2 separate regions of the Homo sapiens genome follow, and region 2 is linked to region 1. A link is a loop called in an ENCODE intact Hi-C map of the cell type or tissue named here. Cell type or tissue: GM12878. All regions are shown on one strand. Links, peaks and the distances in the headings refer to the core of each region. The heading gives the core; the rest is flanking DNA.

Region 1 (5,175 bases), core at 1,636-4,135:
CTCCTTTATTTCTGAAGGATAGCTTGCTGGAGTAGTGTTCTTGGCTGGCAGGTTTTTGTTTTTTTTTTTCTTTCAGCATTTTGAATGTTATCATTCCATTCTCTCCTGGCTTGTAATGTTTCTGCAGATAAATCTGCTGTTAGTCTAATAAGTCTTATATGTGACTTGATGCTTTTTTCTTGCTGTTTTTAATATTCTCTTTTTGTCTTTGACTTCTGACAGTTTTAGGAGAATGTGCTTTGGAGAGGACATTTTTGGGTTGAATCCATTTGAAGACCTTTGAGTGTCCTGGATATGGATGTCCATCTTTCTTTCAGGACTTGGGAGTTTTCAGCTAAAATGTTTTCTATGCCCAACTTCGCTCCTTCTGTAACTCTCAATATGTAAAAATTTGTTTACTTAATGGTGTCCCATTACTACCATAGGCTTTCTTCATTCTTTTTTATGTTTTTCTCTTTCCTTTTTTTTTTTGTCTGACTGGGTTATTTCAAAAGTCCTGTCTTTGAGTTTAAATATTCTTTCTTTTGCTTGATGTAGTCTGTTGTTGAAGCTTTCAATTGTATTTTTAAATTTCATTGATTGAATTCTTGTTTTTTTTTTTCTTTTTCCTATCAGTTGGGCAATGTGCTTATTTCATGACAACGTTTGAGGGAGGCATATCTTACACGAGTGTGAACACTCAGTCATCACACTTTATTCATTGTATTCTTAAGCTCTGTTTTTTTTAATGATATATATATCTTTTTGTTGAATTTCTCATTTAGATAATGAATTGTTTTTCTGATTTTCTTGTATTATCTATCTATATTTTTCTTGTATCTCACTGGATTTCCTTAAGATCATCATTTTGAATTCCCTTTCAGGAATTTCGTAGATTTTCTTCTATTTAGGTTTGTTACTGGAGAGTTGTGTTTCTTTGGAGGTGTTGTGTTTCCCTGTTTTTCCATGTTTCTTTTTTTTTTTTAACTTAAAAAAAGTGTTTAAAGAAAGGTATCTATTTTTATTTCTTTATTTATCCACCTAGAGACAGGGTCTCACTCTGTTGCCCAGGCTGGAGTACAGTGGCGCGGTCTCGGCTCATTGCAACCTCTGCCTCCTGGTTCAAGCAATTCTCCTGCCTCAGCCTCCTTAGTAGTTGGGACTACAGGTGTCCACCACCACGCCTGGCTAATTTTTGTTATTTTTAGTAGAAATGTAGTTTCATCATGTTGGCCATACTGGTCTCAAACTCCTGACCTCAAGTGATCCACCTGCCTGGGCCTCCCAAAGTGCTGGGATTGCAGGCGTGAGCCACTGCACCTGGCCTGTTTTTCCATGTTTCTTTTGTTCCTACATTGATATTTGTGTGTCTAGTAGAACAGTCGTATCTTCCCCTTTTATGAATTAACTTTTGTAGGGAAAGACTTTTTTCTCTATGTATCAGTTAGGTTAGGTGTTTGGTTTAGCTTCTGGTTGGGCACAGATGTGTAATTGCCTTGTGATTTCTTTGGCTGTAATCAACATCAACAGTGTCTGTATGTGCCTCAGTGGCCTTGACTTTGGGGTTTGTGGAGACAGTGGCATGGTTTTGCTGGGAACAGGGATTGCCAGATGGGTTAGTTGTCTGTCCCTGGTGGGTGAGCATGGTGCATGGTAGATCCTCCATGGGAGGGGGAAGGGTTGCTGGTGGTGTCAGTTGTCTTGGTCCATATGGGGCACATGTGGCACATGGTTGCTCTACTGCTAGATAGGTCATGGTTGCTTGAGGTGATAGATGCTGGCCAGGCTAATTCTCAGTCTCTGGGGAATGCGTATGTCAGCCTTTCTCTTCCTGGTGGCAGCGTCCCCATTGTACTTGAATGTCTGTTTTTTTTTTTGGAGTGTAGGGTGCTGCATGGACTCAGGTGCTGAGGTCATAGTGGTACCACTGAAACTAGCTGGGGTCATGATCCTGCAGCCTTCTGTGTGGGCATGGTGGGATGATGGCAGATGGCACCCCTAGGATGTGGAGGTGTCTGGGCTATTGGCCTCCAGGTCAGAATGCACACCAGCAGTGGTTCCATTACCAAAATGGTGTCATACTGTAACAGCTTGGGTCTCATGGGATAGGGAGGACTCAGCTTGTGTTTCTTTTCAGGAGCAATTCAGCTGTGTATACTCCAGGCAGGTTCCTATACTGAGCTCAGGGTCTGTGATTACAGGTATTTGTGATGGTAATGGCGACTCTTGGGTGTCCCCCACTTAACCTTTTGCCCACAATGGGAAGTCCCTGTCAGCTCTAAGCTGATTCCATCTGGATGCTTCACTTCCCCCTCTAAGCTGCCATGCAGAGTTTCTGTGCCTCAGAGGGTTTTTGTCACTTCCTTGCTGAATTTTCATGTTCTCTCTTAGACATTCTACCTGAAGTGCTGTTATTTGTTGTTTTGATTCTTCTCTGCGGAGGAGACAAGGATTGGGCACCTCTAGTTGGCCATCTTGATGACATCTAACCAGTATTTTCTAGTTAAGATTTTAATTTCTGTGATTTCGCTCTGGTGATAATGGGATTGCTGAGTGGGTCAGTGTCAATTTAGTGGTCTCTAATGTAGAGATTTGTTTGAGATAAATTTACCCCAATATTATTTAACTACCCATGATTGATCTCAATAAATTATTTATCCAGCTTTCAATGCTTGCCTGCCTGGTTGCGCTTTGTAAAATTTCCACTTGGGGGTAGTGTTTCATTGCACAATCAAACAATGCTTTCTTCACTTAAGTATCACGTTTTCTAATTTGCTTTTGAACTTTCTTGTGCTTAAAAAGGGTCATAAAAGACTGTTAACTGTCTTAAAATCTTGATTTTTTTAACTGGTTGTTTCCTGTCATTTGAATAATTGCATTGAAATGAACAATTAATAAGAATTCAGTCTTTTGAGAATCCTAACACTTTTTCCATCTCTTGAGGGATAATACAAGCCTCTTTCTATTATTTTGTGTCTTGTAACATTTTTATTTTCAGTAAGACTTATCATATTATACTATCAAAAAAAAATCTCAGTCCACATTTTGAAAAACTCATTTCCTGTTTTTAAAAAGTTAAGTGAAAATATATATGCCTTAGCTAATTTTAGGCATTGGCTTTTTCTCCATATTATCCCATTACTTATTTATCCAATTCCACTTTCAACTCTCACCCCAGTTTTAAAAAGAGCAGTTTTTCAGAAGAAAAAAAAATCTTGTTTAAAAAAAATTGTGTTAATCATAACTATTACATTTTCATGTATACCATTATGCTATTTATTAATTAGTAACTTTTTTATTGTTACAGCTTTCAAAATCTATGCAATAACCCTATGGAGAAGATCATTTCACAATGCAGATTCTTTGTTTCAAGTAATTCTCTTAAGTTCTGTTTTTCCAAGTTATTTGGCATTTATCTATGTATCTTTTTATTAGTTTTTGCATGTTATTTTGTAAATTTTTTCATAAATTATTGTGTAAATTAACTTTGATATTTGTTCTTATTTGATTATGTTGGCTTGGATATACACTTTATGCTAAAATCTGTGTATTACTGTGGCCATCGCATACTTAACTTTCAATAGATTATAAACTCTTTGAGGGCAAACACCATTCTTATACATTTGTGTGTCCCTCTGTAGATTTTCCTGCAAATAGTAAATTATCAATTAATGTTTGTAAATATATAATTGGATATAGGGAGATGTTTTATGGTAAGTGTCATCAGTTAAACATATGAACATGGAGTTATGGTATAAATTAGTGACTAAACATATATTGGTTCTGTATGTAATTTTTGACCTCTTTTGAGAAATAGTTTTTATTTCTTTCATTTTAGACACTGTGTGTTGTAAAAACTTAAAATATGATTTTCTAATATTTTAAGCTCATGCGTGTTTCTTTTAAAATCACCATTCTTATACATAAAGACTTTCTTATGGAGAAGATATTTCAACATTGTGTGCTTAATCTTTAAAAACTTTTTTATTGTGGTAAGAATACTTATGACATCTATCCTCTTCACAAGGTTTTAAGTGTACAATATAGTATTGTTATAGGTATGTTGTATAGCCGATCTCTAGAACTTATTTATCTTGCATAATTGAAATTTTTTTTTTTTTTGAGACAGAGTTTCCACTCTGCTGCCCAGGCTGGAGTGCAGTGGCACGATCTCAGTTCACTGCAACCTTTGCCTTCTGGGTTCAAGCGATTCTCCTGCCTCAGCCTCCCGAGTAGCTGGGATTACAGGTGTGCATCATCACGCCCAGCTAATTTTTGGATTTTTAGTAGAGACGGGGTTTCACCATGTTGGCCAGGCTGGTCTTGAATTCCTGACCTCAGGTGATCCACCCGCCTCGACCTCCCAAAGTGTTGGGATTACACGCATGAGCCACCGCGCCCGGCCCAACGTAATTGGTACTTTATACCCATTGGTTATCAACTCTCCATTTCCAGCATCTCACTAGTTCCTGGCAACCATCATTCTATTTTGTGATTCTATGAGTTTTGATATTTTAGATACCGCACATAAGTGGAATCATGCCAGTATTTGTCCTTTTGTGACTCACTTATTTCGTTTAACATAGTGTCTTCAGAGTTTATTCATATTATCACATATTGCAGTATTTTATTCTTTTTAAATGCAGAATTACGTTTCATTGCTTGTATATACCCCATTTTCTTTATTCATTCACCTATCCATGGACATTTAGGTTGTTTCCACATCTTAGCTATTGTGAATTGTGTTGCAGTGAACATTGGAGTGCTAATATCCTTTGTTATTTGAAGAGAATTTCAAGTCAGTTTTTCTTCTGATTTCAGTTCTTTTGGATAAAGATGTGGAAGTAGGATTGATCGATCTTATAGTAGTTTTGTTTTCCTGTGTATTTAATCTTAAAGCGATTTTCACATTTTTTCTTTTCTTTTGCTGAAAAGTGGATGAATCTTTTTTTTTTTTTTTTTTTTTTTACTTTTCTTCCCTGCTCCTTTTTTTTTTTTTTTTTTTTCCTGGAAAGGGTCTTGCTCTGTTGCCCAGGCTGGAGTGCAGTGGCATGATCATAGCTCACTGCAGCCTTGATTTCCCAGGTTCAAGCAATCCTCCCACCTCAGCCTCCCAAGTAGCTGGGACTACAGATACATGCCATAATGCCCAGCTAATTATTTTGGTTTTTAGTAGAGATGAAATCTTGCTATGTT
Region 2 (5,175 bases), core at 1,622-4,121, 420 kb after region 1:
GTTTTACTTGTAGACTAGGATAAACTTTTACCATGCTTTGTTATGTAGGAAGTGCAAGTTGCGGAAAAGTAAGCAATGTCAAAAAGCCCTTTGATTTTATTAGATATGCTTGTAAAATATGAAAATAAACACATAGAATTATTAGCATTAGTTATCAATATGTGTTGGTCAGGCAAAGAAAAGAAGGGAGAGGCCAAAAATAAGACTATAAGACATAGAAACTTCAAAAATTAAAAAAAGTACATTATATACAATTCAATGTATGAAAATGCAAAAGTATAACCATATGTGTGTAAATGTGTATATACATGTGAAAAGGGGGAGAGTTTTAAAATTATTGTCACTGTTATGGACTGAATTTTATACTCCCAAAATTCATACAATGAAGCCCTAATCCTTGATGTGACTGTGGCTGAAAATAGAATCTTTAAAAAGGTTACTAAGGTGAAATAAGGTCACAGGGTAAGGCCTGAATCCAATATGACTAGTAAGAAGAGAGACACCAGGAATATGTGTGTACAGGGAAAAGACCACGTGATGATACAGAGAGAAGGTGGCCATGCAAGTCAAGGAGAAAGGCCTCAGGAGAAGCCAAACCTCTGGACCCCTTGATCTTAGACTTCCAGCCTCCAGAACTGTGAGAAATAAGTTGATGTTGGTTAAGCCACCTGATTTGCAGTATTTTGTTATGGCAGTCCTAGCAAACTAATATTGTTATCAAAATAATGTGAGTCACCTCAGCATTTCAGGTGACTTGGTACTTTTTTCCTTAGATGTGTGCACGCTATATGATCTCTTTTTCAACAAGAATAAATTATTTACAGTCATCATTTTAAAAATATTTTAAGTGATATAAAAAGAAAATGAATGGAAGGTAATAGGCACTGGAAATGAAAGGTCATGTAAGTTTAGGACCAGGTTCAGCACAACGGAAAACTAAAGTCATGTATCTTATTGTAGCAGAGAGGAGCAGTGACACCCCAAGGAAATATATAAATAGGTGTACAAGAGTGAGATGACAGGACAACTGGTCAGAGAGAAGCAGAGATGAAGACTCAATAACCCTGGAGGAAATAAAATAACTTGTTGACTCCTTGTGGATTGGCAATGCCTTATTGCTATTTTTAGATTTTCATAAGATTTCTCATATATTTCCAAGACATTCCTTTTCTGATCCTTCTGATAACTTGAGTTGACTCTCGATGCCTTGGATTCCAGTGTCTTTTAGAAAAATATTCAAGACTTATCTATGTTCAGTGGCAGAGAAATCTGATTATCATTGCTCAAAAAGTTTGGTAGACTTGAGAACCTGGATTGTAGAGCATCGAAAGTGTTTCCAAACCAAGGCCTCTCAGTTCTCTGAAATCTTCATATTAAAGATCTGTACCTTCACTACCACATGGCCACTGTAGGAATCTATCATTATCACCTTCTATTTGGCCTTGAGCTTGTGGTACAACCAAGGAGGTAGTGACCATCTTAATTGAAAGATAAAGTCAATTTTTATTTTAAAAAAGATTTACTTGAGAAAAGATTTCAGAGCTGATGTTTTCTGTCAAATTTGCAAAATAACTACATTCAGCATATTCAGGGTTTCTTTGATAGACTACAATGAATCAATCAAAGCCTCAGTGGCTTGCTGTCACTGTTATCTAGTTTGTCTCTTAACATCTCTCCTGGTTCCTGCCTCTTTATCACTAATATATCTTTGCAGTCTCTACTAATCTGAAGCAACTTCCTCAAGGTTTTTCCTGCCAAAGACTCTAAATGGCTCATAGTCTTTGGTGTCACATAATGGGTTTGTCATTTTGTGTTTATCTTATCCATTAGTTCTCCCAACAACTGCTGATGAAATTGTGTCACACTTTGCTATTCCCTTCACATGCCATTAACATTTTGCCTCTACGTATTTTCGTGTGTTGTTTAATCCACAGAAGTCTCTTTCCCTCCTATCCTTTATATACATAAATTATTCCCTGCTTTAGGGTCAGCTTTATGTCTTTTTCTCGCCCTGTAGCATTTTCTGATCACTCAACATCATATTTAAGCCACTCTCCCTTTAATGTTCTCAAGTACTCAGTGTTTATTCACACAGTACAGTCAGATATTTGGTTGTGAAAATAATAGAATCCCATTTATAAGACTGTTGGCGGGGTGGGGGAAACACCTTTAAGTCTTGATAAAGGGTCCCCATGCAGACCTATAGTCGCTATTTATTGGTCTCAAAACCACAGCTTTTGACATATTTGAGTAGTCACACAAATAGGCTACCAAAATCCTCCAATTCTGTGCTAGAAAGAAGGGAAATGATGATATTCTGACTGCAAACATCTCTTATATTAGATCCTTAAGATGGCTTTGTTATCATATTTTCTTTTTAACAAGACTGTGCCCTCAGGGACATATCATGATTGCATATTACATTGGAATCCATAAATACTTAAAATGTCCCTTTTTATTTGACCGTCTTAGGGGTAAGAGTGCATGTAGAGTTAATTACCTCCCTTCCCTGAAACCCAGCTCTTAAATATAAAATCTGAAAAACAGGGAGGGATTTCTATCCTAATAAAACTAGATAACTGAATCTTAGAGTTTGTGACAAAATTTTGCCAGATACAGAAACATGCCTCAAATTGAAAAGGAGACTGAAAACTGATTATAAGGCTTCAGTTTTCTAGTACACACATGTTTCTCTGAATATAACTGATAGTGTCCTGAAGGGAGAAGGAAACTGGGAATATGTTAGACAGCTTTGAAGATATATGTGAAAACAAATGAACAAATATAAATGATCCCGTATGTCTGAACTTGCTAACTGCAGGACTTTCCTGTGAGCTATGGGACCACCTACAGATTAGGCAAAGATACATGTAAGTCATATATGACTGTGTATATGAGTCTATGTGCATAGAGCCTATGCAATAACCAAGAGTACACACCTGAAACAGTTATTGACTATTTAGTACAAACCATGTGCACACATGCATAAATATATTTAACAAAACCCCAGAAAACAATTTTGTCTTCTGTGTATGATAGGGGGTGTGTGTGTATGTGTGTGTGTGCACACACACGTGTGTATAGTGTTGTTGAAGTAGGGAGGGAGGAGGCAACTGGGGAGGCAAGAGTTGAGGAATTGCTGACTACCTCTTTAAAAAACATACAATAGAAGTCCATCACTGCTGAGGTGGTCTGGGAATCAGCATTACGAGTATAGATTCTGGTCTCTTTACAAAAAAGTAGTGAACCCATTTCTGAAATATGTTTTATTTGAGAAACAGTGTCTTTTGTGGTTCTGATATAAAGTGTGACTTAAGCTTACAGCTATGATGTTAAATTCCATGGAATTTTTCCACAGGAGCTTCTTGAGGAAAGCATGTCCCTCAAGAATTTTTTTGCTCAAGAGCCCAAAATGGCCCCTAGTTCCCCTTAATGGCAAATGCCCCTCAATAAGCTTATGCGATAGAAGCAGACAGACATGCACTTGTCAAGGCCCACTTTGAGGTACAAAATTTAGGCTGCTTTGAGGAACAGTTACTGAAGCTAATGGACATCTTATGAGTTTGCTCAAGACCACGTAGAAACTTTTTAGACTTAGCAGAACTCTTGCCTTTCTTTCAATTAAAATGAGGTATAGTTCAGCGGTCTTGTTTGAAGATGTTTGTAGGTAATATATATTTACATTATATTTTGCACATATATAGTGTATATATTTTAATATTGAACATATATAACCTGTGCTAGCCGGCTGGGTGTGGTGGCTCAAGCCTGTAATCCCAGCACTTTGGGAGGCCGAGGCAGGCAGATAACGAAGTCGAGATCAAGACCATCCTGGCCAACATGGTGAAACCCCATCTCTACTAAAAATACAAAAATTGGCAGGGCATGGTGGCGTGTGTCTGTAATCCCAGCTACTTGGGAGGCTGAGGCAGGAGAATAGCTCCGCCTCCGGGAGGCGGAGGTTGCAGTGAGCCCAGATCGCGCCACTGCACTCTAGCCGAACAATTTAAATTGCCTTACCATTTCTTCTTTTTGAATTTCCTGCCTCCTTCCCCAGACTTCTTTTGCCTCTTTTAATATAAATCAGTATATAATCAGGCATAAGAACCACTGGCTTAGATATTCTAAGACAGTGATACCTTTCTGTTGGTTAGGTTGAAGAATAACGGAGATTGTTTTGTGCCAATATGGTGCTTACATATATCACCTTTTAACAAGATCCAGAAGAATGTGTGAAGTGAATGTCCAGCTATTCATTTTTAAGATGGGATCTAAAGTCTGTGATTCCAAACTCTCTCATCACACTCACTCAGACTTTCAAAAAAAAAAAAAGCTCCATTTATTTTTCAAACAACATAAAGCTTTCAGCAGTACATGAAATAAAACACAACAGATTTTTACTCAAAGGTTGCAGATGCTGTGTATATTTTTTTAGGTGTTCTTTTTTATTTCAATTTGTAAAAGCTCAACAGTAACTTAAAATCATTTCTTTTGTAAGTATCTTACCATATGGTGATTGGAAGAAGATAAGTTTGTCATAATTTAAATGTATTTATTTATTCATTCAATGATATGTTTTAAGCGCTATGTATCATCCAGGTTTAGGAACAAGTACTAAGGATAGAGTGATAAACACGACAGGCATATAGTTTATTGGTGTATAGAGCTACTGAACAAGAAATTATGAATGCAATGAGAAATGAGTACTATAAACGTCCCATGGAAACATAGAGGAGTGGATTATGACCTGATCTGGATTTCCAGGGAGAGCTCGTTTGAGTAGTAGTTTGATACTTGTATTAGTTTCCTATTGCTGCTGTGACAAATTCCCACAAACTCAGTGTCTTAAAACAAAATAAATCTGTTAATCTTATAGTTCTGGAGGTCAGAGTGTTCAAAATAGGGCTTAGGGGGCTAAAATCAAAGTATCAGCAGAGCTGCATTCATTTCTGAAGGCTCTAGGGAAGAGAATGCATTTTCTTGCCTTTCCTAGTGTCTAGAGAGTTCTTGTGATTCCTTGGCTCCTTTTCCCCTTCTGTCTTCAAAGACAGCAGTGGCTGCTTGAGTCTGTCTCACACTGCATCACTCTGACTCTGTCTCTTCCGCCTTTCTGTTTTACATTTATAGGATCCTGGTGATTACACTGGGCTCGCCTGTATAATCCAGGATAAACTC

The links. Hi-C counts contacts between places; a loop is a spot of excess contacts. Peaks named below come from ENCODE experiments on the same cell type or tissue, not always from the same donor. Only the 100,000 strongest peaks of a DNase experiment are listed, where the experiment ranks them.
Region 2: a loop joins it to region 1, with 2.5 times the contacts of the local background. A loop is called at or near these places in 1 of 110 quality-filtered maps.

The regions. Positions count from the first base shown.
Region 1 is chr5:119,468,350-119,473,524 of GRCh38, forward strand. The region is part of intron 2 of HSD17B4 (hydroxysteroid 17-beta dehydrogenase 4); the gene reads left to right. It also overlaps the pseudogene LOC124901215. Among named protein-coding and RNA genes, the nearest start is that of HSD17B4, 18 kb to the left of the region's middle. RefSeq lists enhancers at 1,477-2,208, 2,209-2,940. In GM12878, for the core only: a CTCF peak has its summit at 2,677 (motif pointing right); a DNase peak (open chromatin) is centred at 2,252; H3K4me3 peaks cover 448 bases; H3K27ac peaks cover 1,131 bases.
Region 2 is chr5:119,891,932-119,897,106 of GRCh38, forward strand. The region is part of intron 1 of LOC105379144 (a long non-coding RNA gene); the gene reads left to right. Among named protein-coding and RNA genes, the nearest start is that of FAM170A, 260 kb to the left of the region's middle. In GM12878, for the core only: no CTCF peak of the experiment used is centred there; no DNase peak of the experiment used is centred there.